2 separate regions of the Homo sapiens genome follow, and region 2 is linked to region 1. A link is an interaction called in ENCODE POLR2A ChIA-PET data of the cell type or tissue named here. Cell type or tissue: OCI-LY7. All regions are shown on one strand. Each heading gives the region's core, and the rest is flanking DNA. Links, peaks and the distances in the headings are about the cores only. Region 1 overlaps LOC105376095 (a long non-coding RNA gene). Region 2 overlaps PRUNE2 (prune homolog 2 with BCH domain).

Evidence for each region. Peaks named below come from ENCODE experiments on the same cell type or tissue, not always from the same donor. Only the 100,000 strongest peaks of a DNase experiment are listed, where the experiment ranks them.
Region 2: POLR2A ChIA-PET joins it to region 1 with 5 read pairs; 2 of 35 experiments call an interaction of 5 or more read pairs at or near these places.

The regions. Positions count from the first base shown.
Region 1 is chr9:76,596,748-76,612,866 of GRCh38, forward strand. It overlaps LOC105376095 (a long non-coding RNA gene), which reads left to right. Exons shown (of 12, transcript XR_007061586.1): 2 at 9,103-9,244; 3 at 10,111-10,208; 4 at 12,286-12,406; 5 at 12,502-12,595. PRUNE2 (prune homolog 2 with BCH domain) reads right to left here. Exons shown (of 19, transcript NM_015225.3): 19 at 14,629-16,119. Among named protein-coding and RNA genes, the nearest start is that of GCNT1, 150 kb to the left of the region's middle. In OCI-LY7, for the core only: no CTCF peak of the experiment used is centred there; a DNase peak (open chromatin) is centred at 8,734; H3K27ac peaks cover 900 bases.
Region 2 is chr9:76,676,462-76,692,580 of GRCh38, forward strand. The region is part of intron 9 of PRUNE2 (prune homolog 2 with BCH domain); the gene reads right to left. It also overlaps a transcript of LOC105376095 not described here. Among named protein-coding and RNA genes, the nearest start is that of PCA3, 80 kb to the right of the region's middle. RefSeq lists an enhancer at 12,051-12,552. In OCI-LY7, for the core only: no CTCF peak of the experiment used is centred there; no DNase peak of the experiment used is centred there.

The DNA.
Region 1 (16,119 bases), core at 6,320-10,319:
TCACAGACCACACTTTTTTTAAAAAAATTATTTTTTATTGTTGTTGTTGTTGTTATTGTTGTTTGAGATGGAGTCTAGCTTCCTTGCCCAGACTGGAGTGCAGTGGCGCAATCTTAGCTCACTGCAACTTCCGCCTGCTGGGTTCAAGCCATTATCCTGCCTCAGCCTCCAGCGTAGCTGGGACTACAGGCGTGTGCTACCACGCCCAGCTAATTTTTTGTATTTGTAGTAGAGACGGGGTTTCACCATGCTGGCCAGGCTAGTCTCGAACTCCTGACCTCATGATCTGCCTGCCTTGGCCTCCCAAAGTGCTGGGATTACAGGTGTGAACCACCACGCTCAGCTGTTATTATATTTTTTAAATTGTCAAATAATAATTGTACATATTATTATTTTTTGTCTTTTTGGTAATAGCCGTCCTAACTAGAGAGAGATCATACCTTATTATGGTTTTGATTTGCATTTCCCTGATGATTAATGATGTTGAGCATTAAAAAATATATTTGTTGACCATTTGTATATCTTCTTTTGAGAAGTGTCTGTTCAGATCATTCATCCATTTTTTAATTGGATTACTTGGTTGTTTTTCTTTTGTGTTGAGATTTTTAAGTTCCTTATATATTCTGGCTATTAATCCCCTGTCAGACGAGTAGTTTGCAAATTTTTTCTCCCATTCTATAGGTTGCACAGACCACATTTTAAAAAGTGGGAGTCTTGAGCCAGGTTTTAAAGCCAGATGGACCTGGATTCAACTGCAGATTGTACTGCCTGCTAGTTGTTTTTGAAATCTTATATAATATGACGTATGAACACTGTTTTTCGCTCAGAGGAGTGGAGGAGTTAGGGCAGTGTAGCTCCTCCTGGCCCCCCTCAAGCTGTCCACCCACCCTAGTTCCTGGTTGATGGTCCTAGAAAAGCAGCCTCTAGTTCCTATCGAGTGGGGCAGGCTTAGAGAGCAAACAAAGACTAGAGTCTGAGAAGATTAATTGGTGCTTTTTATAGTCCATTCAGTAAAGGAATATGTACAAGAAAGGCAAAGCATTATCTTTCTGGCTTATCAGTAATAATAATTGTCTAGCTTGGTATGTGACATTTTTGCTCACATACTTTAATCTCTTTATCTATCCAATGTGGATGATAATTCCTCCCAGGCAGACATTCAAAAGACACTCTATTCTTTAAATTTTTCTTCCCGTCTGCAGATCTGAGGTGAACGAGGGCTACATCTCTCCCCTACTGTTGGTCGTTTACCTTTTGGTCCCTCTGCCAAGATATAAGCTCTTTGAGAAATGGAATATGTCATATCTCTATCCCAAACCCATCCCTGCATAGCCAACTCCACCACAGAATCAGTATTATTATTATGCCAATGTTTTATATTGGATGAATACAAATTATCTGCTTTAGCCAAGCAAAGGAAAGATTCAGACCGGGTGCAGTGGCTCATGCCTGTAATCCCAGCACTTTGGGAGGCCGAGGTGAGTGGATCACCTGAAGTCAGGAGCTCGAGACCAGCCTGGCCAACATGGTGAGACCCCATCTCTACTAAAAGGACAAGGATTAACCGGGCGTGGTGGTGGATGCCTGTAATCCCAGCTGCTCAGGAGGCTGAGGCAGGAGAAAGGCTTGAACCCAGGAGATAGAGGTTGCAGTGAGCTGAGATATTCCAGCCTGGGCGACAGAGTGGGACTTGGTCTCAAAATAATAATAATAATAATAATAATAATAATAGTAAGAAGAAGAAGAAGAATTTCAAAGTGCCATTGTTAAGATACTGCACATTCCCTCCAGATTCCTGTTATTATCTACTGTTAGTATTCTTCCTTCTCCTCTAGTCTATCCAAATCAAACAAACCCTTCAAGAATTAGCTATATGAATTTTGTGGGACTTCCAGGGGGTCCGTCCGATCCTAGCTCTGCTCTGTTTCCCCATCAGTGTCTTACCAGAATTTACTTATAAATGACTGCAGCATGTTCAGTCTTTCACGTTATTGAGAGTGAGGGAGAACGTCTGCATGTCAGAATCCCCAGCATAAGCCACATCTTTGGTCTGATTGGCTGACCCCCGAATCAATCCTAGTGGCTAAAGTCATGTTAGAGGTTGATTAGTCTAAATTTGAGATTACCTAAACTAATCACTCTGATGAGAAGAAAGTGATTCTGTTGATCCATTTAGGACATCTTCTTGCTGAAAGTGGGTTAATCCCAACCTAACAAACCACGATGGGCAAGGTAGTGGTAGAATAGCGATCGGTAGACAGTCTAGACATTTTCTTGACTTCTTATGACTGCTCTGATAGATCTGTTGTCTCTGTTAATAGACATTTCTTCTTTTAGGACTAGCCGGGCCCTTTGAGATAATAGCTTAGCTCTCATTTTATATAAACATAAGGAAACGAGGCCCCATGGGGAATAAGGAAGGAGCTTGCTCAAGATCACATGTCTTGTTAGTGGCAGAGCTGGGACTAAACAACTTGGTCTAGCCCTTAACCATACACTGTCCTGCCATTGAGGGATGTTGTACTTATATATTTTCTCTCCTTCTAAATACTAAGTTTCCAGGGGCCAAAAACAATGTATTCTGTCTGCACCATGGTATTTTGCTTAGAACAATAATGAAAACTTAGTTTAGGATTATAAACACATTAAGCAGACTCAATAATATTAGTGGAATGAATAAAAACTGTTTATCACCAAAGTGCCAAGCAAAAGTCACACAAGTTAAACTATTATTATTATTATAATCATCATCATTATTATTTGAGATGGAGTTTCACTCTTGTTGCCCAGGCTGGAGTGCAATGGCACGATCTCGGCTCACTGCAACCTCCACCTCCCGGGTTCAAGTGATTCTCCTGCCTCAGCTGGGATTACAGGCGTGCACCACCAAGCATGGCTAATTTTGTATTCTTAGTAGAGATGGGGTTTCTCCATGTTTGTCAGGCTGGTCTCGAACTCCCGACCTCAGGTGATCCGCCTACCTCAGCCTCCCAAAGTGCTGGGATTACAGGCGTGAGTCACCGCGCCTGGCCTAAACAATTATTTTTGAGTAGTTATCACTGTGATGTGACCAGAGAGATAATGTTTTTCCTCTCTTTTAAGTAAAAATGATACAGGAATTTAACCTAAAATTCTCAGACTTATGAATAGTTTCTATATATCAGAAAATCTTTATACCAATCATAGCCTTAGTTAAATGTATATGCATTCTTATATACCTATAGCTCTATATTTCTGATCTCTATATCTATCTATTTACCTATCTATCCATCTCTGGTATTCTTAAGAAAACACCTGTATGTAATGAAGGTGTAATGAAGAAGCCACTGGAGCCACTTGATTTATTAACACTGTTTTTCACTCAGAGTAGTGGAGGAGTTAGGGCAGTGTAGCTCCTCCTGGCTCTCCTCAAGCTGTCCACGTGCCCTAGCTCCTGGTTGATGGTCCTAGAAAAGCAGCCTTTAGCTCCTATCGAGTGGGGCAGGCTTAGAGAGCAAACAAAGGCTAGTGTCTGGGAAGATTAATTTATGCTTTTAATAGTCTATTCAATAATACCACAGATCTGTCACTTTATTTGTCTTTTCATATGCCTTGTGATTTTTTTGTTGAAAGCTGGACATGATATCCTTGGTAAAAGAAACTGCTATAAACAGGCCTTTGGTATGAGGTTTTATGTTTTTCTGGCAAGGACTTTGGCTGTGTTTGCTGTAGCAGTAGGTGTTGAAAGTTAAACTTTCATCTGATGTGCTTGTTTTTGTCTCCCTGTTGTCTTTGAGTTTCTCTAAAGGGCTCTTAAATTGTCACTTTTTTTTTTTTTTTCCTTGAGACAGAATTTTGCTCTGTCTCCCAGGCTGAACTGCAGTGGTGCGATCTCGGCTCACTGCAACCTCCAACTCCCAAGTTCAAGCGATTCTCCTGCCTCAGCCTCCAGAGTAGCTGGGACTACAGGTGTGCACCATCATGCCCAGATAATTTTTTTTTTTTTTGTATTTTAAGTAGAGATGGGGTTTTGCCATGTTGGCCAAGCTGGTCTTGAACCCCTGACCTCAGACAATCTGCCCACCTCAGTCTCCCAAAGTGCTGGCATTACAGGCATGAGCCACCGCACCTGGCCTTAAATATTCTCTAGAGACTTATTAAATAGTTCTTCCCATTGTTTTCCCCTGTTATTAAACACCAGCCCTATTAATGTGGTAGAAAATGTGTGGGGAAAGGAAGTGTTCTACAGTCCTGTAAATAGGTCTCAGACTTGTAGTGAGCCTGTGCCCCTCGGCTGGCACCTTCACCAGTGCCTCTCAGTTTTGTTTTGTTTTTCCCTCTCAGGTGAGATGGGAAGGCTGGAGCCCACTGCAGTTGGGTATTTTCCTTCACCCAGGTCAACCTAGGCTCCAGTTTCTCTTGAGGACAGGCATTGTTATTAAAAAACAGAATGTTCTGGGCAACTTTTTAAATGGCTACTTTCCCCCACCCCATGGGGGAATCACTTGGGAATTTTTCTCTGATCTTACAATGTAGCGGCACTCCTGGAGTTAAAACTCAAGAAAGTGTGGGGTTTGCCCTACAACAGCCCTCTCCCTGAATTTTTAATTCTCTCAGCCTTGTCCACGCTGAGCCTCCAGCCATTCGTTAGTGGCAGTTCAGGTTTTCCAGATAGGATGCTCGTTCCTTTGGAAGTTACTGCTCCTGGGCTTCTGCTCTGGTAAGTTGTGATTCTCTCTATCTGCATGTCAGTCTCTTCAGTTTGGGGGACAGCTGTTTGCTCTATGGCCTCAGTTCTCTGATGGATATAAGAAGAATTGTTAGTTTTCAGCTTGCTGGGTGGACAGAAGAGACAACTTCCAAGCTTCCTACGCACCTGACTGGAAACCAGAAGTCTCCCCCATCATTTAATTTAACTTTTCCAAATTGAAGTTTAGAGATATTCAGTCTCGCCTGGGTGTTGTGGCTCACATTTGTAATCCCAGCACTGTGGGAGGCTGAGGCAGGAGGATCGCTTGAGGCCAGGAGTTCGAGATCAGCCTGGGCAACATAGCAAGACCCCATCTCAAAAAAAAAATGTAAGAAAGAGATATTCAGTCACTCACACAGGAGGCAAAAAGCCAGAACTGGAGACCTTGGCTGATGTGACACCTAAGCTGTTGATCTTTTTCATGAAGGTGAGGCGAACACCTCAGAGACTGGCCTGGAGCCCTTTAGGAAGTTATTGCTGGGTACCATGCCTTTGCTTATCTCCATGGTCATAATGGGACCAGATTCCCGTACTCACTGGAGCAAATACAAGGCCTGTCCCAAATAGAGATGGGGAAGTGTCCCAGAGAGGTGCTTTAGCACTGTGCTTCCCTACCTTTCCCCGAAGCTTGTCCATATGGCCAAACAGGAGGACTCATAAAAGTTGAAAAACTCATTGGCTGAATAATGGTGGGAAAATGAGTATATTTTTGTCCAGAAAACATTCTCAAATGTGTGGGTCCCACACTCAGGGTGACAGTGTGGTATGACCCCAGACTCTGCCATTCATCTTGTACAAAGTTGTGTCTCAGCAGGTGTCATTGACATTGAACACAACAGCAACAGCATTCTCTGGGATTGTACAGCACGAAGCCTGACACCCTATACTTAATGTCAGGGAAACACTGTGCATGAATGAGCTGACAATTTGGGGATGGCAATTGGCCCAGTGTCTCTCCAGAGCCCAGCTTCACCAACCACAGATTATTTTCTGGCATCAGATGCTGTATAAGGGGCCCATATTCCTGGGGGAGCCTTCATGACAGGCTTAATTCTGAGAACTGCATCAGAATCTCCAGGTTTAGGGCAGGGTCCCATGACAGCAGGAGCTCTAGCCTTTTTTTTTCCATTATATAATTATTATTATTATTGAGACAGGGTCTCACTCTGTTGCCCAGGCTGGAGTGCAGTGGCATGATCTTGGCTCACTGCAACCTCTGCCTCCAGGGTTCAGGTGTTCCTTCCACCTCAAACTCCTGAGTAGCTGGGACTACAGGCACACACCATCACAACTGGCTAACTTTTGTATTTTATGTACAGATGAGGTTTCACCATGTTGCCCAGGCCTGAGCTCAAGTGATCCATCTGCCTTAGCCTCCCAAAGTGCCAGGATTACAGGCTTGAGCCACTGCGCCTGACCAGGAGAGAGTTCTAGCCTTTTGAACACTTTCATCTAGAAATTCCAGTATCCCTGGAAGCCTAAGCTGAAATTAGCTTGTTATTTTCTTGGGGCCACACTTACAGGTTTGAGTTTCTTTTGGGAGGCCAAGGGGCAGTTTAAGGACTTGTGGCAGCTGCATCCCCATCTCTCCTCTGAGCACTGGGCTCTGCTCCTTTATTCTGTAGGAGGGATTGGGATGGTGCTGATTATCAGGTGCTCAGGGGCATGGCCATGCTTCACCATGGCAGAGTTTGAACTGTGACAGGAGGTGGTAATTTCCCTCTGCAGGGATTTCTGTTCTATCCACTTACATGGCTTCAGGTAATGTTCATTTGTCACAGGATAATTTACCAAGCTATTTAGTGCTGTTTTCTACTCCCTGCCAAAAAAGATTTCAAAAGGAGGAAAAGGTAATTTTATCCTCGTTTCCAGGAAATTCTGGGCTGCCAATCTTAGAGGCCATGTATTAGTTATCTGTTGCTGCATAACAAATTATTCCAAATCTTAGTGGCTTAAAACAAGAAATACTTATTATCTCACAGTTTCTGTGAGTCAGGCATCAGCTGCTTAGTTGGCTCAGGGTCTCTTGTAAGCCTGGACTCAAGTTTGGCTATGGTTCCAGTCATCACAAGGAATATCTTGAGGAGGATCCATCTGCTTCCAAACTCACTCACATGGCTTTTGGCAAGCCTCAGGTACTCTCTGGCTGTTGTCCTAAATATCAGTTCCTTGCCACATGGGATTCTTTGTTGGGCAGCTCACAATTATGGCAGCTGGCTTCCCTCAGAGCAGTGAGGGAGGAAAAGAGAGAGGGGAAACAAGATTGAAGTCACTGTAGTTTTATAAGCTAATTTTGAGAGTGACATTTCATCACTTTTGCTGTGTTCTGTTGGTTAGAAGTGAGTCACTAGGTCCAACCCACACTCAAAGAAGGGGATTACACAAAGGCATGAATACCAGGAGGTGGAGCTCACTGAGGGTCCTCTTGAAGGTTGCTATTCTGGGTTATTAATTTTTTTTTTTAATGTGTGGTTCCCAGCCCCAAACAAAGTTGCAAGACATCTGTTATAAAGCTCTATCTAGGCCCCTGTGAGGAAGGTGAATTCGGCAGGGTGTTTCTTGGAAGGTATGGGGTCTGGAGATTGAGTTGAAAGACAAGGAGTTGCCCAAGGTTAGCAATGAGGCAAGGACTTGAGGAGCTGTGGAAGGAAAGTCCACAAGCATCAATTTCCTATCAGGAAGTATCCTATGTGGCAGCAGGAACTTTTGATGACGTAAACACGTTTGCTGGGGGCAATGAACATCAAACACCATGGTCTCAGTAACTACATAGAACTTACCAGATACCCTAAAGGTCAAAAAGCCTGCAGAGCCACCTGCCTTTGAATGGACCACAGGGTCTTGGACAATGAACATCCCCATAGCAAACATGTGCCAAAGATCAAACAACATTTTCTAGGCAATTTGTGACAGATTTCACCACTAAAGAGTAAAAGAGCCCACATAGTGACTGATATTGGGAGTCTTCTCATCCTAGTAAATGGGGATATCTTAGTCTTTTTGTGCTGCTAGAAAAAAATTACTACAGTGGATAATTTACAAAGAATAGAAATTTATTTCTCATAGTTTGAGAGGCTGGAAAGTCCAAGATTAAGGTACTGACATTCAGTGACTGGTGAGGGCCTTCTTGTTGTGTCCTCACATGGCACAAGGCAGAAGAGCAAAATAGCCCAGCTAGCTTTCTCCAGCACTTTATTTATTTATTTATTGTTTTTAGAGAGGGTCTCACTCTGTTGCCCAGGCTGGACTGCAGTGGCACGATCACAACTCACTGCAGCCTCAACCTCCCAGGCTCAAGCAATCCTCCCATCTTAGCCTCCTGAGTTGCTGGGACTGCAGGCATGAGCCACTACATCTGGCTAGTTTATAAAATTTATAAAATTTTTTATAGAGACAACATCTCCCTATTTTGTCCAGGCTGGTCTCAAACCCCTGGCCTCAAGCACTTTTCCTGCTTTGACCTCCCAAAATGCTGGGATTACAGGCATGAGCCACCGTGTTTGGCCCCTCCAGCACTTAAAAAAAAAAATTAAAAAGAGACAGGGTCCCTCTGTGTTGCCCAGGCTGGTCTTGGACTCCTGGGCTCAAGTATTCCTCCTGCCTTGGTCTCCCAAAGCGCTGTGCTGGGATTACAGGCATAAGCCATCGCACCCGGCCCCCTTTAGCATTTTTATAAGAGTTTAACCACAGCCATGAGGATGGAGTCCTAATGATTTAATCATCCCTAAAAGACTCACTCTTAATACCATCACACTGGGTCTTAGGTTCTAACACATGAATTCTAGGGGAACACCAACATGCAGACCATAGCAGGAGGTTAGAACCAGATATAATCTAATTTAGAAAAATTAAGCATCACATAGACATCTCTTTTATCATGGTATTATGAAGGTATATTATACTTATATTTATCACTTACTTCATCTTTATCACTCTTTGTAGTAGGTATCGCTTATTCTTTTTACAGAAAGAGGAACTGCAACCCAGAGAAGTGAATATATGTTTAATGAGCTAACACAGAAGAAGAAACCAGGGCTGGAGAACCCCCTGTATTGTGAGGGGTCATTTGGAATCACCTTACCTGGCTTAAACTAGCAAACGAGAAGGAAGGAAATATATTGACTAATATAATAGACAAGTCTGGAGTTAAGACTGCAATCAGGCTGCACCGTTGATTCAGGGGCTCAGTTAAAGCCTTCAGGATGCTGTTTCCCCCCCGTTCATCTCTATTGTATGCTTCCTCATTTTCAGGCTTCTTGTGGTAGCAGGATGCATCCCAGCAAGTTCAGACCTAAAACTTTCCAGATTCAAGTGCCCCTAAAGATGTGGTGGCTCTCACAAAAGTCCCTGCCAAATCGTATTGTGTCTTTCAGGTCACATATCCATCTCTGAGTCTGTCACTGGGAGAATGGGATGCTTTTTTGGACCAGGCCTGACTTACATACCCATCTGGGACAATAGGACTTTCTATGGGGACAACTTCATCTGTACATGGACAGAGACTGAAGAATGGAGGTAATCTCTCCAGGATTGAGTATTGTTGAGTAGAGGTATAGTTGATTTCCACTGGTAGAAATGATAACTCCAAAGATGACATTTTATTGCTCGATTGGATAGTACTCAAATTTTCATCTATTAGGTAATTCATTTGAACATTCCTGATGTTACGTCTCCTGTTTTCTGTTCTTTTGACCAGTCTTAACATCTTATTTAACATAATTAATTAATGAGTTAAACAAATCTTTAACATCTGTTCACTTTGTGTGAAAGTCATGTTTTTAACTTTCTTTTTTCTGAGACAAGGTCTCACTTTGTTGCTCAGGCTACGGTGAAGTGGCATGATCACAGCTCACTGCAACCCTGACCTCCTGCGCCTCAAGCGATCCTCCTGCCTCAGCCTCCCAAGTAGCTAGAATTACAGGGGGCTCCACCATGCCTGGCTAAGTTTTTAACTTTTTGAAAATTGTATTTCAACAATTGAGAGGAAGCTATCTTCCTCTCAGTATCTTCAGGGATATCATAGCTTTAAATTTAGCTAACATTTTAAACAACTTGCCATCCAGGTTAGCCAGACTTCTTGAAAGTGGTTCCTCCAGCCCCCAGCCAAGCTGCCCTGGCAGATGCTATCTGGAATTGAGATGAGCTGTTCCTTCTGATTCCTGCCCAAATTGTAGATTAGTGAGCAAAATAAATGAATGGTACTGTTTTAAGCCACTCAGTTTTGGGGTTATTTGTAACACAACAATAAATGAATGATACAAGGAGACTTTCCTTTACATACATCTTTGTCTGAAATTTTTACAACAAACCCTTGTTACATTTAAAATTTTGCTGTTGTTGTTATTTTTTCTGAGACAGAGTTTTGCTCTTTTGTTGCCTAGGCTGGAGTGCAGTGGTGCAATCATGGCTCACTACAACCCCGACCTCCTGGGCTCAAGCCATCCTCCTGCCTCAGCCTCTCAAGTAGCTGGGACTACAGGTGCGTGCCACCATGCCTAGCTAATTTTTAAATTTTTTTGTAGAGACAAGGTCTCACCATCTTGCCCAGGCTGGTCTTGAACTCCTGAGCTCAAGTGTTCCTCCTGCATCAGCCACCCAAAATGTTGGAATTACAGGTGTGAACCACCGTGCCTGGCCTACAATTTTTGAATACATATTTTGAGGAAAAATTAAAATTAGAAACGTAGCAAGAGTTTCTTTACGTACTTCCTTTACTTATATCCTAAGTGATATTCAATTTCAAAGTCATTCTAGTTGTCAAAAGATATTTCTTCAGCAAATACTGCTATGACAGTTACTCTTGATTTCTTAGATCATTTTTCACTGAAGAGAACAGAAAAGGTAAGGGAGGATGAAAGCTGTACCTGGACTATAAGGAAAGTAAATATTATCGAGGGCTGAATTTATTGTTCATTTTCTTTCCTGCTTGATCAATGCTCCTTTCCTGGTATCATGTTCTCCAAACTTCAGGTGAATGGATCAACCTTTTCCCTATTCTCGGTTTGGAGAAAGTGTTTTCCTGGGTTATATTTTTCATTTATAAGATATCCCCACCTATTGAAGGTGGGGGATTGGGATGAGGCTATTTTTGCTTCAGAACTCATTGGCCATTCCATTGTTCCTCAAGAGTGGCTCCACCATGCAAAGTGAGGGCTGGCTGGTTCTGGAGCTGGTTTTTCTCGGGCCCTACCGTGCCCTCTACACCTCACCTGTGTGCCCCGCTGAGAGCCTGCTTAGGCTTCAAGGCCAACTCAGATGCCCTAACTGGAAATCTCTTGATCTTGCCTGGTATTTAATTCCACTTCTTTTTGAAAACTAATTTTCCTTTGCAGAAACACCACTCCCCTACCTCAGTCACTATGGCTTGGTTGGGGCTGATTCCCTTCTCTCTCTCCAAGGGTAAACATACGACCCAGGCCCAACTAAGCCTGCATAATCCACCCCTTCAGTTACAGTGGTTGGCTCATAGACAGGCAACTAAGCCGGTCCAGTGACATGCAGCCCTGGGTCTTCTGCTGGGATTAATGGGAAGGAGGTGACCCTTTCCAGTAGGCTGAATCCCAGTTTGTGTGATTTCAAAGACAATGAGGTAGTACAGAAATTGTCTCATCAGCTCGGGGAAGTGAGAATTTACTAACCCCCTCCTCAGGGATTGGAGGGGGCACAGAGAAATGATGGTGGGAGTTTGTAGTCTGAGATTGAAACCAGGCTTTGAATAATCTGAGTTGTGCTAGTTGAAGTCATGGAGAAATAGCAGAAAAGCCTCCGTCTGAACATTGAGAAACACCTTGAGAAAACAGAGGAGCTCAAAGAGGAACTTGCAGAAGGCACCAGGGGTATGGTGGGCACAGTTTCCAGGCAGCCTTCAATCATCCCTATCTCCTGATAGTTACACCCTGTGTCCTACTCTCCTTTTGAGTGTGGCTAGATCTAGTGACTGACTTCTTTTAATTTTTTTTTTTTTTTTTGAATTTTTACTTTTTGGAGATAGGGTCTTGCTCTGTCACCCAGGCTGGAGTGCAGTGGGGCAATCATGGCTCACTGCAGCCTTGACCTCCCAGGCTCAAGAGATTCTCCTACCTCAGCCTCCTGAGTAGCTGGGACCACAGGCAAGTGCCATCTCACCTGGCTAATTTTTATATTTTTTGTGGAGACAGGGTCTTGCCATGTTTCCCAGGCTGGTTTCAAGCTCCTGAGCTCAAGCTATCCACTTGCCTCAGCCTCCCAAATTGCTGAGATTAGAAGAATGAGCCACTGTGCCTGTGACTTACTTCTAACCCACAGAATAGAGCAACAGTGAGAGGATGTCAATTCTGTGATAGATTGCAAAATATTGTAAGTTCCTAGCAGTCTTTCTCATTGGTTTCAATAAAAAAAAGCTGCTGTGCTGGAGGGACCCATGAGGCAAAGAACTGAGAGCAGCCTTTAGCTAACAGCCGGCAAGGAATGAGGTGCTTGGTCCAGCAATCACAGAGAAACTGAATCCTGCTGATGATCATGAGGGTGAGCTTGGAAGCAGATTCTGTCCCAGATGAACTTTGATTGTGTCTTGTTAGAAACCCTGGACCAACTCCTTGATTGCACCTGTGAGAGGCCCTGAAGCGGAGGGCCCAGCTAAGGTGTGTCTGGATTTCTGACCCACAGAAACTGAGATCATAAATGTGTGGTTTTAAGCCCGTAAGTTTTGGAATACAGTAGATCTTCATTATTCACAGATTTTGCACTTGCAAATTTGCTTACTCGCTAAAATTTATTTGTATCCCTAAAATCAGTACTCCAGCACTTTCACAGTCATTTACGGCATCTGCAGAGCAGTGAAAAATTTGAATTGCCTGAGATACATGCTCCCTGCTGAAGTCGCACAAGGTAAGGCTCTGTCTTCTTGTTTCAGCTCTCAGCAACAAGTATCCTCTTCACAGTCCATGTAGTTTCCTGTATTTGTGTTTTTGTTTTTTGCATTGTTGCGCTTTTTGTTGATTTTACTGTTTAAAATGGCCCCCAAGCTAGTGGGGGCTATTTGGTATTCCTAATGCAAGGAGGCTGTGATGTGCCTTATGGAGAAAATACCTGTTGCAGAAGCTTCATTCAGGCGTGAGTTATGTTCAGGCTGTTGGCTGTGAATTCAGTGTTATCAAGTGAACAATATACATTAAATACAATATCTTTAAACTGAAAAACACATAGAACAAACTTATGTATTGACCGGTTGCCCGAGGAGCAATGGATCAGTGTTCACTAACTCAGTGTTCTTGTTGACTTTATAGGACATAACTACTGTGAAAAATGAGAGTCAACTGTAATTTGTTAATACAGCAATAGATATTGAATACTGTGGGAAAGCAGGGTAATTCAGCTCACTGGTCTAAGGAGGAAGTTTCACAAGGAAAGCGTGATCCAGTGTTAAGGGCTATAGGTCTCTCACTAGAGGTAAGGCTAGAGAGATCATGGGTAGCAGTTATTGGTGTCTAATGTCTAAGTATCATTGGAATGGTTATATCTTGAGAAGAAATAATTTTGTCTAGTTAAAGAGGGTTATTTTGAATGGATGTGAATGAAACTATCTAGGAAAATCAGGCTCGTGAGGCAATCTGCTTGCTCCGTAAAGCCCACAGCTGTGTGAGGATTGATGTGTCAAAAGGCACCAGCTCTGAATTAAAAGTTCCATGACTGCACAGGATGATGCAACCCAGGGCGGGCTTCTGGCACGCTGCAGCACATGGACACAGCCAGCACAGGGACACTGCACACACAAGAGAAGCTGTAGAAGGGAATGGCTCCTCAGGGATCCACAGTGCCCCAACACAGCTTTTCTGTAATCTATGACTGAAAGTCTTGGCTTCCACGACTGAAGTTGTCTTCATTTTATTTATTTTTAACTTCAGCTTATAAAAGGCCCCTTATGATTTTGATTTTTAATTAGGCTCCCAACTTTATCACTGATCTCCATGCCCTACCCTTACCCAAATGAGTGTGTTAAGTCCTTAAATACACATGGATTTTGGATAATACGTAGTTTTGTGTGTGTATGTTTAACAGTTATGTAAGTGGCACTGTGCTATAAACATCGAGTTTGTTCTTTTTCCGCTCTACCCTATGATTTAAGTGTTGCTTTATGAACATATAGTATGTTGCTTCTCACAGCTGTGGTATACTAAAAGGTGTATTCAGCACGATTTACCCAGCCCTTTCCCTAGTGCTGGACACCTAGCCCACCTCCAGTTTCCACCACCATAGTTAGGTACGAGAGCAGAATGAATGTAGCAGTACGTCTTGTAGTTGAATGTCCTTCCTTTGCCTGCAATTACTTGTCAGCCTTTTCTTCTGTTTCTTCCCTTTCTTGGGTAGAGGACAATATCTACCAGAACTCATTTTTAGATCATGAGAACATGCAACGTCTCACTTCTTGTAGAGCAATTTCTCCTTTGGCTAGTCCAACAACTTTCTCAGAGGTACACATGTGTTTATTAAGTTAAAAAAATAGCACAGTGGTAATTCTCAACTCTGGTTTTGCCTGAAGGTTGTGAAAATGGGGAAAAAACCCCAACTAAAAATAAAATGATATTTAAACATTTTAATTTAAAAATAAATATATGCCATAAAAAGGCAAGGGGAAGAGAGAGGAAAAGACAAAAATCAAGTAACCATGAAACATGGAGATGTTTCCAAAGTAAGAAATCGCTTATCCACAGAGTAAACAACAGTTTGAAAGCTCGGTGTATTGAACTCTGAGATAGGAAAGGCAAAAATGAAGAGAGAATAAAGTTTGGGTGTACAGAAAAACCAAAATGTATACAGTCCTCCAGTACCAAGTGCCAAGCTAGATTGATGTTGAGATAAAACTGCTGCAAAGTGAAGCCAGAGAAAAATTCTTGCTGACTCAAAGAAAGAAAACCATCACATGCAGAATCAATTTTTATTTCTGAATTATACAGTGAGGCTATATAGATATATTGTGTCATTAAAGACTTTTATATTATTAATCTACATTATGGAGAATTTATTTACCAAAACGAAGTCTAACAGACACTTTATTCTGAGCAATCCAATGCATGATAGAAAAACCTTTAGATATATAAAAGATTAATTTGTGCACATCTAAATGTTTCTAAGGGAACAAACTACTGAGGCATTGTGATAAGACGAGAGTTGCAAACATAGTACCATAACTGAATATTTAAAATTACATCTTAACAAAGGCTAGGAGTAGTGACTTCCTCACACACCTCAGAGAATGTCTTAGAGAGTAACCCCATAGAACATTGTATGGCTTCAACAGAAACTTCAGGATTTTCTTCCACACTGAGCTACTGCCCTCAAACAAACTTTCTCACTCCTTGACACTATCTTCTGTGCAAATTTCTGTTCTTTCTCTTAATCAAGGAGCTTTGAGAAACAATGCTTTTGCCCCAATGACCCCTTGGTTCCCTTAACTACAGATCTATAGGAGAAATGCAAAGCAGTTCCCAGAAGTCAGAACCAAAGCAAGAATGTTCAGAGTGCAAGAGCTAGAGAGCTAAATCATGTGAATGTTTACCTCTGTCTACCTATCTGCTTAGGGATTATTTTTCTAGGATTCATCTAGGATTCTATTTACTTGGGGTGAATGTACATGGTAGCTTTTCCCTAGCACATGCAATTAAATTAATTTGTCTTTTAAGATAATAAAATAGCAGATACCTAAATATCAGAGTGGTTATGCAGCCTACAGAACAGCTGAAACAAAATCATTGGGACAAATGCCCATAATTTTCATGTAGGAAGATGAGGCTTCAAACAGCATACCACCTGAGTAGTTTTCCATAGATGAGCTGGACAAGTTAAAAATATATATATAAATGGTGAGATTGTTGCTGTGTCTGTTTGGCTATAACAAGAGCCCTCTATGAACAGCTCTATGCCCTCAGGTTTGCACCACTACACTGAACACTGGATTTTTCATTACTTCCTGTGACAGGGTGACCATGGAATTCATTTTACAAAATGGGATGCTACTGAGTGAAAGTAGCAAATAGGTGAACAAACAGGAATATTGGGTAACTGTATTTACGTCAACACTGTGTTCTGGGAGAGGTGTAATTTGGGCTTTCAAAAGTGGAGGTGGGCTGTGGGAGGGGGTGGGCTGTAGGGTTTTTCTGTCCAACAAGCCAGATGTTATGAAGGAGGAGATCCAACAGAACATACAATTCAACAAGATACTCGCTTGAAAGGATCAAGAGGAGAAAAGAGAAAACGATGGAGGCTTATGGAGGAAAGAGGGCTGAACTGCGTGTGTGTGGGCACGTGCGGAAGGACGGGAGGAGACAGAGGTGAAGCAATGAGGTCAGAGAAACTCAATCACCTGTGCAAAGATGTCGACTTTAAAGTAGTTACAAGCTCCTTCTACCCAGGAC
Region 2 (16,119 bases), core at 12,120-16,119, 86 kb after region 1:
CCATAAAATTATATACATTTATATGCATTTTTAGATATGGATAATATCTAGGAAGAATACATTGTTAATAGCAGTTACCTATGTGGAGTAGGTACAGGGGCGAAAGGAATTCCTACATTTGATTCACTTACTTTTCTGTGTTTCAATTTTTAAAATATGAACATGTGGCAACATTTTCAAATAAAAGGTAATTTGAAAATATTAAGATTCTATGCACTTCTAGGAATTTTGGGCAAATTCAAGTTAATGTTAGAAAAAAAGAAGTGCCTAGTAAGTAGTAATTTCAGTTGTTTATCAGTAGCAATATTACGATGTCACATCCACTGCCACATAATCGGGGCTCCTGACATTTTCCAAAATAAAGTGTAGGAAGCAGCAGAAATAGCGAAGCACATGAGCTGAAATGTTACCATTGAAAAAGAAAGCCAGAAAAACCCGAGCTCAGATTAATCCATCATTATGGAGGTCCTGCTGTTCCCACTGTCCACATGTCTATTATATTTGTTCATCTTCACAAATATTTTCTGAAGGTCCGATCTGTGCAAACAGTGGGTATTTTAAAATAAATAAGACACACCTGCTTCTCATGGCAGTTGCTGTATATAGCTTGGCTGATTCATCTTTCGCAATAGGTTGATTTAAATGTATCTAATTCTATCCTTGCGTTGCAGTCTGTTTTCCAATATCTGCAGTCTGTTTTCCAATTCAATAGTTTCTCTTTTGCAATGGTCTTTTCACTTTGGTTTCTTTTACTGTTGCTTTGTCTATTTTGTTAGATTTACTTTTCTTTTTTCAGTTTTGGATTTTTTAAATTATTTGCTTAAAAAAAATTCATTATTTTATTTATGTTCTTGTCCTTAAAGAAAAAAGAAACTCCTTGATTTTCACATAGTATTTCTCTGACTTCGAAAGCCTTTATACTTTTAAAATTAGCATCGTTTTTGATAGGATCCCTTTAAGGCATTGTTTTCCGTTCCTGTTTCACAGGTGAGGAAAATGAGGCAGAGAATGAAACATTTCCATCTGGATGACCAAACCGTCAGCTCCTAAAGGGCCGCAGAGGCTGAGGGCGCTGCTGGCAGCCGGCCCTCTGTGGACATTTGCTGAATAAACAGAAGATATGTGCACCAGTGTTCGCTCCTTTGGGTGATACCATCCCATTTTTATTTTCTGGATTTCCTTCCTGATGGGTCCATTGTTCCTCATTTTCCTCTAGCATTAAATTCCTTTATCTTTTCATTCCCACACAGTCGCTGCCTGTGGTTGAAAATTGAGTCACCTCTCAGGCCCCAGTGACTTTCCTGGAGAAGTCCAGGAAGCAGGCCTGCTGCAAGATCCGGGCAAATTCCTGGAATCCATTCCCCGAGGTCAGCATATGAGCTCAAACCTGGGACTGACCGGGGCAGACATAAGAAGGAACACTTCCCCCACACCCCACGAGGATTTGCACTCGAGTGTTCCAAACCATCCTGGGGCGAACGGGACACAGTGGGGAACAACTGGTCATATCTTTATGCCAGCGTTTGCCAGAGCCTGCGCCCAGAGAACCAGCTCCACAGATCTATGCCAAAAGGCTCTATGCCAATTAAGTTTGTGAAGCATCATATATTATATTCTCTGGGGATTGGCCGGGCTTGGGGGCTCATGCCTGTAATCCCAGCACTTTGAGAAGCTGAGGTCAGGAGTTTGAGACCAGCCTGGCCAACACGGCAAAACCCCGTCTCTACTAAAAGTACAAAAATTAGCCAGACGTGGTGGTGGGCGCCTTTAATCCCAGCTACTCAGGAGGCTGAGACAGGAGAATCGCCTGAACCCGGGAGTGGAGGTTGCAGTGAGCCGAGATGGTGCCACTGCACTCCAGCCTGGGAGACAAGAGCGAGACTCCATCAAAAAAAAAAAAAAAAAAAAAAAAAAAGGAAGGAGAAAGGGAAAGGAGGGAGGAAGGGAGGAAAAAAGGAAAGGAAAAAAAGAAAAAATGAAAAGAAGAAAAGATTTCTTGGTCAAAATGAGACATACAAAACCAAACATTTCTAGAGGACATCTCAGAGTCTGTAACAGATTCTTGGGCATTATAAAGACCTTCCTTGGCCGGGCACGGCGGCACACGCCTATAATCCCAGCACTTTAGGAGGCCGAGATGGGCGGATGACGAGGTCAGGAGATAGAGACCATCCTGGCTAACACGGTGAAACCTCGCCTCTACTAAAAATACAAAAAATTAGCCGGGCGTGGTGGCGGGCGCCTGTAGTCCCAGCTACTTGGAGGCTGAGGCAGGAGAATGGTGTGAACCTCGGAGGCGGAGCTTGCGGTGAGCCGAGATGGTGCCACTGCACTCCAGCCTGGGCGACAAAGTGAGACTCCGTCTCAAAAAATAAATAAATAAATAAAAATAAATAAATAAAGTCCTTCCTCCCTTCCTTCGAGAAGCACAGGTCTGAGACATAACCCCAAGAGATATGTGGGCCTCTACGGACAGCTAGGACTGCATCTAACAAGAATCTAGTAAATGCAGCCTGAACTGCTCTGTGGTATTTTTATTCCAGAAAGCCTCAAGATTCAGGAGGCAGGCTGCCTGCACTTGAATCTTGGCTCTGACCTTTTAAAATGTGCAACCTTATACGAGTTACAGAATTTCTATATGCCTCAGTTTCCTTATCTGTAAAATGCGAAAAGTAACACTACTTACTTAGAAAGTTGTTGTAAGGATTAAATGCGTTGATTTAGGTAGGGATAGGGAACACTGCCTTGCCAATCATGACTGATGACATATAAGGATTAGATATTGCTGTTACCATCATTTCAGTAATTTTGTTAAAAATTAAATACAATAGTGGTTTTCAAAACCAAGTGACCTGGATTCCAATGGAATTTTTTGAAAAAATAGGAAAATCTATTCTAAAATTTATTTGAAATTTCAAGGGACCTCAAATAGCCAAAACAATCTTGAAAAAGAATAAAGCTGGAAGTCTTACACCTCCTAATTTTAAAACTAATTACAAAGCTACAGTAATCAAAACAGTATAGTACTGGCATAAACACTGATATAGCTGAGCACTGTGGCTCACTCCTGTAATCCCAAGTACTATAGGAAGGCTGAGATAGAAGGATTGCTTGAGCCCAGGAGTTTGAAGCTGCAGTGAGCTATGATTGTATCATGTCACTGCACCCCAGCCTGGATGAGACTCTAAAATAAATAAATAAAAAGACAGATATATAGACTAGTGGAACAGAATAGAGAGTCCAGAAATAAACCCATGCCTATATTGTCAAATGATCTTTGATAAGGTTGCTGAGACCATTTAATGGGGAAATTATTCAACAAATGATGCTGGGAAAACAAGATATCCACATGTAAAAGAATGAAGTTGGACCCTCACCTTATGCAATATACCAAAATTGCTCAAAATGGATTAGCAATAAAAACATAAGACCCAAAATAGAAACTTCTAGCATAAAACATAGAAGAAAAACTTCATGACATTGGATTTGACAATATTCCTTGGATATGACACCAAAAGCATAGGCAACAAAAGAAAAAATAGATGGGACAACATGAAACTTAAAACCTTCTGTGCATCAAAGGATGCAATCAAGAGTGAAAGGCAACCTATGGAATGAGAGAAAACATTTGCAAGTCATATATCTGATAAGGGGTTAATATCTAGAATACATAAAGAACTCCTGAAACCCAACAACAAAAATGTACATAACCTGATTAAAAAATGGGCAAAAGAAATGGGCAAAGACATTTCTCCAAAGATGATATGCAAATGGCCAACGAGCATATGAAAAGATGCTCCACATCACTAATCATTAGAAAAATGCAAATCAAAACTACAATGATATATCACTTCATACTCATTAGGATGGCTACTGTTAAAAAAACAAACAAAAAACAAACAAACAAAAAACCAAAAACCAGAAAATAACAAGTGTTGGTGAGGATACAGAGAAATTGGAACACTTGTGCACTGTTGGTGGGAATATAAAATGATGCAGCCTCTTTTAAAAACAGGATGGTGGATCCTCAAATCGATTAAAAATAGAATTACCATATGATTTATCAATCCCACTTCTTGTTATAAGTCCAAAAGAATTTAAAGTAGGATCTCAAAGAGATATTTGCACAACCACATTCATAGCAGTTATAGGCATAATAACCAATAGGTGGAAGCAACTCAAGCGCCCATTAATGGAAGAATGGAAGTATTAGTCCATTTTCATACTGCTACAAAGAACTACCTGAGACTGGGTAATTTATTAAAAAGAGAGGTTTAATTGACTCAGAGTTCTGCATGGCTGGGGAGGCCTCAGGAAACTTACAATCACGACTGAAAGCAAAGGGAAAGCAAGGCACATCTTACATGGCAATAGAAGAGAGAGAGCAAAGGGGGAAGTGGCACACTTTCAAACAACCGGATCTCGTGAGAACTCACTCATTATCATGAGAACAGCAGCGGGAAGTCTGCCCTCAGGGTCCAATCACCTCCCACAAGGCACCTCCCCCAACACATGGAGATTATAATTCAAGATGAGATTCAGGTAGGGACACAGAGCCAAACCATATCAATGGATAAAGAAAATGTGGTATATGCATACACGAAATATTATTCAGCCTTAAAAAGGAAGAAAATCCAGTCACAGGCTATAGTATGAATGAACTTTGAGGACAGCATGCTAAATGAAATCAGCCAGTCACATAAGCGAGTCACACATGAAAAAACAAAACAAAAAACCATTACTGTATGATTCCACTATCTGAAGTATCTAAAGCAGTGACATTCATAGAAACAGAAAGTAGAATGGTGGTTGCCAGGGGCCGGGGAGATGGGGAAATGTTGTTTAATGGGTATTGAGTTTTAGTTTTAAGAAATGAAAACGTTCTGGAGATCTAGGCACGGCAATGTGAATGTACCTACCATAACTGAACTGTACACTTAACAATGGTTAAGACGGTAAATTTTATGTTATGTGTTTCTTACCACGATTAAAAAAAAAAAAAAAAAGCAGGTGCCCTGGGAAAGGGTACAAGATAGGTTTTTCTAAGCTCACAAAACCACCTTTGGATCATAAATCTGAAGGTGGACAGCCTGACAGGGACACTTAAGAGCTGTGGGATCTGTCTGTGAAGATCTCGACTGTGTGGGTGCCCACCCAGGTGCACTACAGCTTGATGTCCTGGGACAGCTGATGCTTCCACCACTGCTTCAATTTAGGCATCATTTTTACCCCTGAACCACCAGAAAGGTGCTCTTCAACCGCTCCCACAAGGAGCTATATCCTATCAGCCTGTGGAAATAAATCATCTCAGAATGTCACATAAAACACTTGTAAAAGGATCCCAGATTTATGTTAAAAACTCCTTTCAGGGAATTCTTATCAGCTAGAGGTTATTAAAAAAACTGGCAATTAAATCTAATCTAGTCAGGGTGTATCTTTTTAAAGACACAATGTCACCTTGAAATTTTAAGTAAAGTCCAAATAGTTTATTTTTAAGATAAGCTGATATTTTAAAGATGTATTTTAAATACATTAGGAGGAACTCTGAGAGTCATGGGAAGTGGCAAAGGCAGAGGAGGTGACAAAATGAGACCTCCCTGGAGACCAGAATTAGCAGGAGACAGTGAAGGCGATAAAAATGTTAGGAGAGAGAAGAGATTTGGCTCTTGATCTTAGCCAGAAGCCCCTCAGTAGACGGAGTGATTTAGACTTTAAAAGAGGCTTTATTTTCTCAGAGATATTAATAAAAAAACTTTTAAAAAGTCTTATTCATTATAAAAACATAGTTTACTTATAGAAAACTTACCATATATTTTATATATAAAAATAGAATTATATATGATAGAAAATATAAAGGAAAAATATTCCTAAATTTTGCCACTATGGATGATCACTATTAACTTTTTTTTTTTTTTTTGAGTTGGAGTTTCACTCTTGTTGCCCAGGCTAGAGTGCAGTGGCGTGATCTCGGCCCACAACAACCTTCGCCTCCTGGGTTCAAGCTATTCTCCTACCTCAGCCTCCCAAGTAGCTGGGATTACAGGTATGCGCCACCCCGCCCGACTAATTTTTTGTATTTTTAGTAAAGATGGAGTTTCTCCATGTCCATGGTGGTCAGGCTGGTCTTGAACTCCTGACCTCAGGTGATCTGCCTGCTTTAGCCTCCCAAAGTGCTGGGATTATGGGCGTGAGCCACTGTGCCCAGCCCCACTATTAATTTTTTATTTTATTTATTGATACACAATAGATGTACATATTTTGGGGAGTACATGTGATAATTTAATACATTAATATAATTTGTAAAGATCAAATCAGCATCACTTGGGATGGCTATCACTTGAAATATTTGTCTATTCTTTATGCTAAAAAATATTCAAATTTTTCTTTTAACTATTTTAAAAATATATAATAGATTACTCTAAACTATAGTCACTCTAATGATCTGGCAAAAACTAGGGCTTAGTTCTTCCACCAAACTGTACTTTTAATTGACCTCTCTTCATCTTCTCCTGACCATTAAATTTTTTAGTGTATTCAGATGTAATAGTTAGCCCAGTGTCCTCCCCAGACTCTTTCTTCTTTTGATAACAGCACCTCTATTCCCCTTTGGGGAATAATTTCTGCATCACACTAAGTCCCAGGGTTTGAGGGATGAAGGTAATTTCCTTTCCCGTCAGAGACAGGCAACTGACCCAGGACTGACCAATCAACAGAGTCCCCGCCCCTGCCAGAGTGATTGGTTCCACGAATAAGCACGTGACACCAGTTCTTCCAAGGAGACTCAACCCAGATTTTGTTGAAACCTCTGGGAAAAAGAAAGCCTTTCTCTGGGGATTGCAGTTGACTGTAATGTAAACCTGAGGGCCTATGGAGAGAGGAACCCACTGTATTAAGAAACAGAGACAATGAGTGAAGGAAAAAAAATGGGTAAACATTGACTGCGTGGTTGGAGCTTTCTTATTCACTTCTTCCTAGAGCCAGATTAGTTCTTAGGTTTTCATAATATGAGCCAATTAATATTCTTTTTAACCTAAGCAGGGTAAGTTGAGTTTTTGTCACCCATCACCCAAAATGACCTCACTGATAAAACAGATTGGGAAAAATATGTATGTTCTCAGGAAGCTTACATGTGGTATATTCTTGATTATAGAGACAGGGTTAACTCCCATATAAAGGAAGTGCCAGGGTCATGAACCCTGAAATTAGGCACACCTTCATATATTTGTTGGATGAATGCATTTCGTTTATCACTCCTCTAATTCTGAATGCAAATGAAAGAATATCATAGAATATCATGGGAGGGGACAGGCCCTGAAACCTGATGCTAACATATATGTGCATGTATTTATCTATATATATATATTTATGCCCCCATAAATTATATTTGTGTATGTATATATACATATATACACATATGTATTTGCATACCCCATGAATATTTTTGTGTATACATAAAATATATATAGTATACATTATATGTACATATTATATATATATACACATATATACACACACACGAATATATATTGATGGGATACAATGTGATGTTTTGACATATATTTACACTGTAGAATGATTAGATTAAGAAAATTGACAAATCCATCACCTCACATACTTATGTTTTTTGTGGTGAAAACATTTAAAATCTACATTTTTAGTAATTTTGAAATATACAATGCATGATTATTTATTATAGTCACCACTCTACAACAGATCACTAAAGTTTATTCTTCAGATCTAACTGAAATTTTGTACCCTTTGATCAATCACTCCCCTTTCCTTCATCCGCTTTCCAGTCTCTGGCAACCACCATTCTACTCTACATCTACGAGTCTGAGGCTACTTTTTGAAAAAGCTGCTTGAGTTTGCCTGGCCTGCTAGTTTGTCTCCCAGCACGGTTTCTCAGAGACAAGTCAAAGGGAGCAGGGAGAGGAGGAGGAGTCAGCTGCAGACTCAACCCCAGGGCAGCTCCAGAGTCCCTGTGCTCCCTTCCTGTCTCAGTCTCATTTCCTCCACTTTCCCAATGGTTGGGGTCTAACAGATCTAAGTTAGCTACCTCTTCGCAGTGGCAAAATTCCAGGTTAACTTAGGGTTTCAATATTCTTTGAGGATTCTGGACTTCCTTAGATATCCAGCGTAAAGCTGATGGACTTCTTCAGGTCCCTTCATACTCATTGTCCCACAAGAAATTTCTCCTTAGCCTTTCACACCAGTTTAAGAAAAACAATGCTCACAAACAGGGAGGCAATCTACCCTGGTGGGGGTCAATGGGACTCACTCCACTTCTGCCTCTTATTTATTTATTTTTGAGATGGAGTCTCGCTCTGTTGCCCAGGCTGGAGTGCAGTAGCACAATCTCAGCTCACTGAAACCTCCACCTCCCGAGTTCAAGCAATTCTTCTGCATCAGCCTCCCGAGTAGCTGGGATTACAGGAGTGCACCACCATGCCTGGCTAATTTTTCTATTTTTAGTAGAGACGGGGTTTCACCATGTTGGTCAGGCTGGTCTTGAACTCCTGACCTCAAGTGATCCACCCTGCTCGGCCTCCCAAAGTGCTGGGATTACAGGCGTGAGCCACCGCGCCCGGCCACTTCTGCCTCTTATTAACCATGTAAATGTGCTAAAATTACTGACTTCTCTTAAGACTCAGCTTCCTTATCTGCAAAATGGGAATGAGAGGACAGATTTCAAAGAGATAATGAGTAAAGTGCTTGGCAAAAGTTCTATTATATGATTACATCTAATATTACTATTATATTATTAGAAGATGCTGGGTTACACTTAGCCTTCTATATTTACTCTGGGTCTCCAAGGAGGTTATGGATCCCCCTGAAGGGATGCAGAGACTCATCACTGAAGTACAATAAACGGTTTATGGGGTTGGGGGCCTGTCACCAATCACAGGACCATCAGGAATTCCTGGCACATATGCTGTCACATTCCTAAGGTATCTATTATGGGAGGAATTGCATCCTCCAAGATTCTTATGTTGAAGTCTTAACCCTTAGTACCTCAAGGTGTGTGTTTGGAAATGGGGTTTTTGCAGAAGTAATTAAGTGAAAATGAGGTCATTCGGGTGGGCCATAGTTCAATATGAATGGCATCCTTATAGCAAGAGGAAATTTGGACACAAACACACACAGAGGGAAGACCGGAAGACCAGAAGACATGGGGAGAAGACAGCCATATGCAAGCTAAGGAGAGAGAGGCCTCAGAAGAAACCAATTCTAGCAATACCTTGATCTCAGATTTCCACAACTGTGAGAAAATAAATGTCTACCGTTTAAGCCACCTCATCTTTGGTACTTTGTTATAGCAGCCCTAGCAAACCAATAAAGTATCAGATCTTCACCGGTATATCCAGTGTCAAGGAGGAGACTCTTGACTCTGGAAGGAGTATATCAGTCCTTTCATTCATCTTCTCTGCTAGAAAGCCCTTCTATGGCTGCCTGACAGATCTCCAGGGAGAGAGAGAAACCTAAGTTAGGCCCCTTGACACTGGGAGAAAGAGGTCATCCCGCTTACTTACATGTATCCTGCTGCACAGTATAATCACATTCTATGAAGCTAATTATAAGACTTGATTAATTTCATACCCTCCTGAGGGATACATTCAGTAATCATACGGCTCTGCCAACCTCTTGGGGAGAACTGATTCATTTAACCATCTCTTTTTCATTTCTATGTCTTCACTGTATAAATGTAAACAGATATTCAGGGAAGAAAATGTGCTTATGCTTTTAAATAATTGTTGTTCACAGAGTTATAGCATTACATGAGATTCCATGACTCTGTCTTATACATCACTCACATTTTTGGGTTACCAGGTCCCTGCTGATAGATGAAAGTACTGGAAAATAAACATAACAGCTCAATACCAGCTATATACTCATCCAGCTAATGGCAAGCACATAAAAAAACTTGGTGAGACACTCATCATAGGAAATCCAATCTCTGTCTTTATTGCAAAGACAGGAGCTCTTTTGTTTTTATTTTTGTTTTTATTTTTTTGTGACAGGGTCTCACTCTGTCACCCAGGCAGGAGTGCAGTGGCATGAACACGGCTCACTGCAGCCGTGACTTCCCAGGCTCAAGTGATCCTCTCACCACAGTCTCCAAGTAGTTGGGACCACAGGCATCCACCACCATGCCTGGCTGTTTTAAAAAAATTTTTGGTAGAGTCAGGGTCTGACTGTGTTGTCCAGGCTGGTCTGGAACTTCTGGTCTCAAGAGATCCTCTCACTTTGTCTCCAGAGTAGATGGGACCACAGGTATGTGCCACCATGCCCAGCTAAGTTTTTAAAAAAAGTTTTTTGGTAGAGATGGTGTCTCACTATGTTGCCTAGGCTGGTCTCAAACTCTTGGCCTCAGGAGATCCTCCCATCTTCGCCTCCTGAGTAAGTGGGACCACAGGTGTGAGCTACCACAGCTGGCTAAGGCATTTTTTGAAAATTTTTTCATAGAGATGGGGTCTCACTGTGTTGCCCAGCCTGGGGTCAAACTCCTGGCCTCGAGTGATCCTCCCACCTTGGCCTCCCAAAGTGTCAGGACTACAGGCATGAGCCACCGCACCCAGCCCAGCCATGAGCCTTGATTACATCTGAACTTAGTCTAATGTACAAGGAAAACTTCCCCATGGCCAGCCCGGGAATGAGGCTCAACTCCATCCCACATTTGCTTTCTTTCAATGATCTCTACTGACCTTTCTATAGATAAACAGTCTCTAGCTCTCCTTTCATCTCCATTTTACCTGTGTCCTCCTTACCTACCTCATGCTCAGCTGCTCTCTTGGGATCACACTATGTTGGTTTCACTCCTATTTTATTTTAGGAAGAACTATTTTTAGAACATCCAATTTCATCAACCTTTCCTGGATATTTCTGGGAACTGGATGTAGAAAAATATAATTGTTAAGGGGTAACACTGGTGGGCAATGGTGGCTTTATGAATGGGACTTTCATCTTGGGTTTGAGCAGCACTAAATCCTGCTTTTCAGGGCAATATTGAAAGCATGTGTTTGGTTTTCAATTTTTGGATTGGAAGGGATATTGAATGCTCTCTCTCTCCAGGTAAAACCATATCAAGATTGTTCTAGTAATCTGCCTAGGGTTTCCAAAGCAGACTGCCACAAGCTTTGACAGTTGTAGCTTCTTTCTGATACTCACTGTTTGTTTCTCAGGCCATTCATTCCGGTAGGAGTTCAACAAACATTTGAGTCCTAGAGCCATATGGAAAGTGTTAGCCTCGGGGGAGGCTGTATTACAAAAAGAATGGATCAGAGACACATTCTGCTCTCAGAGAATTTAAAATCTAGGAGGATAAAGAGGAAAAGACACATACAGGTTCACACAAAACAGCACAGGAGGGGCTAAAAGACATGAGAGTCCTACACGAATTTCAGAGATAGCAGCAGTTCCTCCAGATGCGGGGGTAGAGTAGAGCAATCTAGAAGCCTCCAATAAAAGGTGGTATCTGGCCCGTTAGTAAGCCAGGGAGGCAATGAGGATAGATTATATCTGAACTCTCCTGTTCTTTTTCTTCCCACTTTCTCCTCAGTTCCTGAGCCCACAATCAAGACTCATTCTGTTCTTGCAACCTATGAGTCAGAATCTCCTTGGAGCTTGTCACAGACAACATTTGGCCTCACCCCTGCCCTGAAGCTGGGTGTTCTCTTTCTATAGCAACTGCCCAGGAAGTAAGAGCCTGACCAGAGGAAAACGTCACCATCCTCTTCACACCCCATCCCAATAGGTACACCTCAGTAGATACAGAGGTCTGCAGACCTGCCCTCTTGGCAACAAAGAAAGTGTAGTCATAGAGACCATTGTCCAACACCAGGACCATGACCTAAGGCTGATGAATCAGATGTGGTTTTTCACTTGCAGTAAGTGTTGCTGCCCAAGTCGGCTCTGTCTTGTTCCATTGAGGAGAGAGTTTTGTGCTTTCTTTGCTTGCTTATATGAACTTATATCAAGTAACTCACCAAGGCTGCAGGTTCTCAGACACGAAGAATGAAATGATGACCTTTCACAGGGCTTGCCAATTCTTCTGTGGGCACCTCCCCAGTAGGTTCTCATCTTCCTCAATTTTCATGCCCTCTAGCTTTCTTCCGTGTCTGCAGTTCTAAAACTACCTCCCTTCTTTCCATCCCAGGAACAGTTCCAGCCTTGACTTCCAGTCTCAGGTGGATTGCCACTTCCCATCTGCCCTCCCATTTCTCTTGCATCATTGCCAGTCTATTGCAATCACAATACCCAGCTCAAGAAACATCAGCTTTCCATTGCTGACAAAAAACACTGAATACAGACTTCCTTGTTGCAGCCTCAGGGCCTCTTAACCATTTAGAATAATCCATCCTTAGCTTCTCCAGCTGCTCTACCTTTTAGGCAAAATGAGATTCTCTTAAGTCTCCCAACTCCAACCGATAGCTCTCCTGACTCCATAGCTGGGTTTATTATATTCCCTCCAGCTGCAGTGTTCCTTCTCCCAACCTATTGAAATCTACCTCATCCATGAATCCTGTGGTAGCCACTCTACAACAAAGGAAATGAAGCAACACTTTCTGACCTTTAAGCACCCAGAGCCCCACCGTTGTGTAATCTCTTATGGAATTGATTTCACTCTGTCCTTCACAGCCATTTATTTTACTCTCTCCTCCCCACACTAGAGTGAGGAGAGACTGCACCTTAGTTACCTTTGTATCATATGCATTTCTTAGGGATAGCATCCTGTTAATAATAAACACTCAAGTTCTGACAGTAGAGTTGTTTCATTTTCCCCAAATGCATATGAGTTTAAGGGTTGTAAATGAATTAGGAAATGCCACCTTATCCTAAAAATAGAAGAGTGGTAGATTTATTTTTAAGCCATGAAAAATGTTAACGCATGGACTAGATTTCTTTTCTTTTTTTGAGACAGATTCTTGCTCTGTCACCCAGGCTGGAGTGCAGTGGCATGATCATAGCTCACTGCAGCCTCAACCTCCTGGGCTCAAGGCATCCTCCTGCCTCAGCCTCCCAAGCAGCTGGAACTACAGGTGCATGCCACCACATTCAGCTAATTTTAAAATTTTCTATAGAGACAGGGTCTCTATAGAGACCAGCTCAGGCTGGTCTCAAACTTCTGGTCTCAAGTGATCCTCCTGCCTCAGCCTCCCAAAGTGCTGGGATTGCAGCCATGAGATACCGCACCAAGATTTTTTTCTCAAAGGCCCTGGGATGACAGGAAGTAGCACAAGGTCCAGAGCTAAGACCCCTGAGTTCTGATCCCAGCCAAGCCACTGATTGGGTGATCTTAAGACAATCACTCACTCTAACTAGGACTCATTTTCTGCCTGTAAACTCAAGAAGTGAATCCAAATGAATTCTAAAATTTAGTTCAGCTTCTATTACTTTAGCAGTTGAATTTCAGGATTCAAGAACAATACAAGGAATCAAACAACTATCAAAATAGCAGGCAAATAGGCAGCTATCAGAACAAGATAGAGCCAACCTTGGCAACAGCCCTCTAAGGAAAAGAGTGCTCAAATGAAGGGCATCTACTCCAGCTTCTTCTCCAATGCCCCTCTTATGGGGCCAGAAGTTTCAGACTAGCCTGAGCAACATAGTGATAAACCTATCCACAAGCATCTCATGATTCCTGCCAGGATTAATCCAGAAGGAGCCATGTTCTTTGTCAACCTGGCAGACAAGATACCAGGGGACAGAATCTGTCCTTCTCTACTTTTCCTTCTGCCCTTTCTCGCCCCTTCTTCCTTCCCCCAACTACCAATTACCCTTAACTTGGATTGGTAAGGAATTGAGAAACCATCCCAGATACAAATACTACTCTGGCAGGAACTTGGTTCATGTAAAGCCTCTGCCTGCAAAATCTTGACAATAGCAAACAGAGGGCAAGCAATTCCAGGCTAGTTAAGTAGGAAAAAAACCCAGCTTTTATTTGCTGTAGATAAACCTAAGCTTTTGCACTGTAACCTATATCAGGTACCTGAACCTATGTGCAAACCCTGCACCTTGTCCTCTAGCTAGAAAGGGTGAAGTTAAAAACTCAAGAAAGTACTGTGATCTCTTATTGGAGAGATAATCTTCCCAGGAGTACAAAGCCACTCAAGATTGAGAAACCAAGTGGAATGTAAATAGAAGTTCACTGGGATGTACCAAAGAGAGCACTAACCATTGGGGAAAAAAAGTTAATTTGACTTCTTGTTAATAGGAAGGAGAATCTGGCTCACTATCCTCAAGTATCTATGAGGCATTAAACCTTATTTAGGACATAAAGGGTAACTTTGCATTACAAAGCTACATCTCACAGGGATGTTTAGGTGCTGCTGACTTCCAATGACAATAACCTCATCTTGTTGTTCTGAGTTGGGGAACAAGGTCCACACCATTTTAGAGTACTGAGCTTTCAGTACCCTAAAAATGTTTAATTTGCCCATAGAGACATTTCCATAAAAGCCGTTTTGTTTTATTTTACCTCCCAGATAGGAAGTTTCTCTTAGCAATTAAGAGCAATTCCATGGGTCATTTTTTTGATTGCCAGGCATCGTAATCTAATTATTCCAGATTTTACATTCCGTGCATATTATCTGTTATGATTCTAAGAAAACTTTCATCAGATGAAGATTTTGGAATAGACTCATGCAGGAGCCGCTCCCATTTTCTCTACAGGAGGGGCGCAGGGCAGCCATCTGGCTGTAAGTGGTCCTGGAAGCTGCACTCACATAGCAGCTTACATAAGATCAAACCATGTCAACAGTTCACATCAAAGAGGGGGCAGTGGATGGAGATTATGCCCCCTTTCCCTTTCATCCACATGGCCAGTACCCTGATCTCTGGCAGAGTCACACTTTAAATCACTTCTACTAGGTAAGAGTCTACCGTTGTTTTCTAGTTACCACACAGAAATTTAATAACCTGTGTATTCCTGGTTGAAACTGACCAGGTAGTAATTTTTTTACTTTCTCACATAACTTAGTTTCTCAGTGAAATACTGATATCCTTTCAGTAGAGTATTCTTTCTTGATTTTGAAAAGACAAAGGGAACAACATAAGCCCATGTTTGAGGATGACCTATTTCTGCAGCTTAAAACTCAGGTAAGACTTAAAGGTTACAAGATTCTTTAGAAAAACAGATGCACTAGCTTCAATAGCAATTAGTAATAACATTTAAAAAATGCCTCTCTACCAGAGCTGTCCTGCTTGTCAAATAATCCAAAGAGACATTATATTTCTCATTAGGCAATAGTCCCAAACAGTTTCAAATCTGTCACTTCCTTTTATTTTTCTCTCTCCATTTTCATCATAAATATAAAGGAAAACAAAATGATTACAGCTGTGCAAAGTCTGTTTCCTGATTACCTGATAGCCAAGAAAGGGGCGGGGACAGCATAACGACCACAAGCTTTTCTAGGATGAGTGGATACGGAATAAAATGCAGCTGGCAGCTGTCAGTTGCAAGGGGCTGGGCAGAATTCGGCATCCTCTCATCCCCCTCCCGTCTCCCCCGCCAACTTCCCAGCAGCAAGAGATTAGTCTTTGAGAACAACACTCTCCATCTCATTCTGTCCTTCCCGTACCGATCTCCTAAAAGCTACACCAGGACCCACCTACCTTCTGAGGATGAGAGGAGGCTTTCTAACGGAGGGTGAGAAGGATGCACGACTACAGCTCTTCAGCATCTCTCTTCTGAGCAGTTAACTGGAAATACAGATTCGCCTCCATTTTCTGGTCACATGATCTCTGGCACATCTAAATAAGGATGATCACCTGCCTCCCAGATCTCCCCATGCAGCCGCTGTGGCTAGGGGGCACAGCTGGGGCTGTGCTGAGTTTCATTTGGGAATATACGATACCCTTTCACCCACGTTGTGGAGTCAAAAATGCTCTTTAATTTTTATGTCAGTTGAGGAAAACTGCTGCTACTCCTGCTCCCGAGTGAGACTGGATGTGAATGGGCTCAAAGCACAAGTTGTAAGGAATTTAGTTCTCTTGAAACCTCTTTTTAAAAAAAAATCCTGTAGTTTCACAGCACATACCTATATGACAGCAATGTAATTATTTTCATTGAATGAACAATGGTTAAGATCATAATAAAATGGACTGTGGAAGCATAGCAGG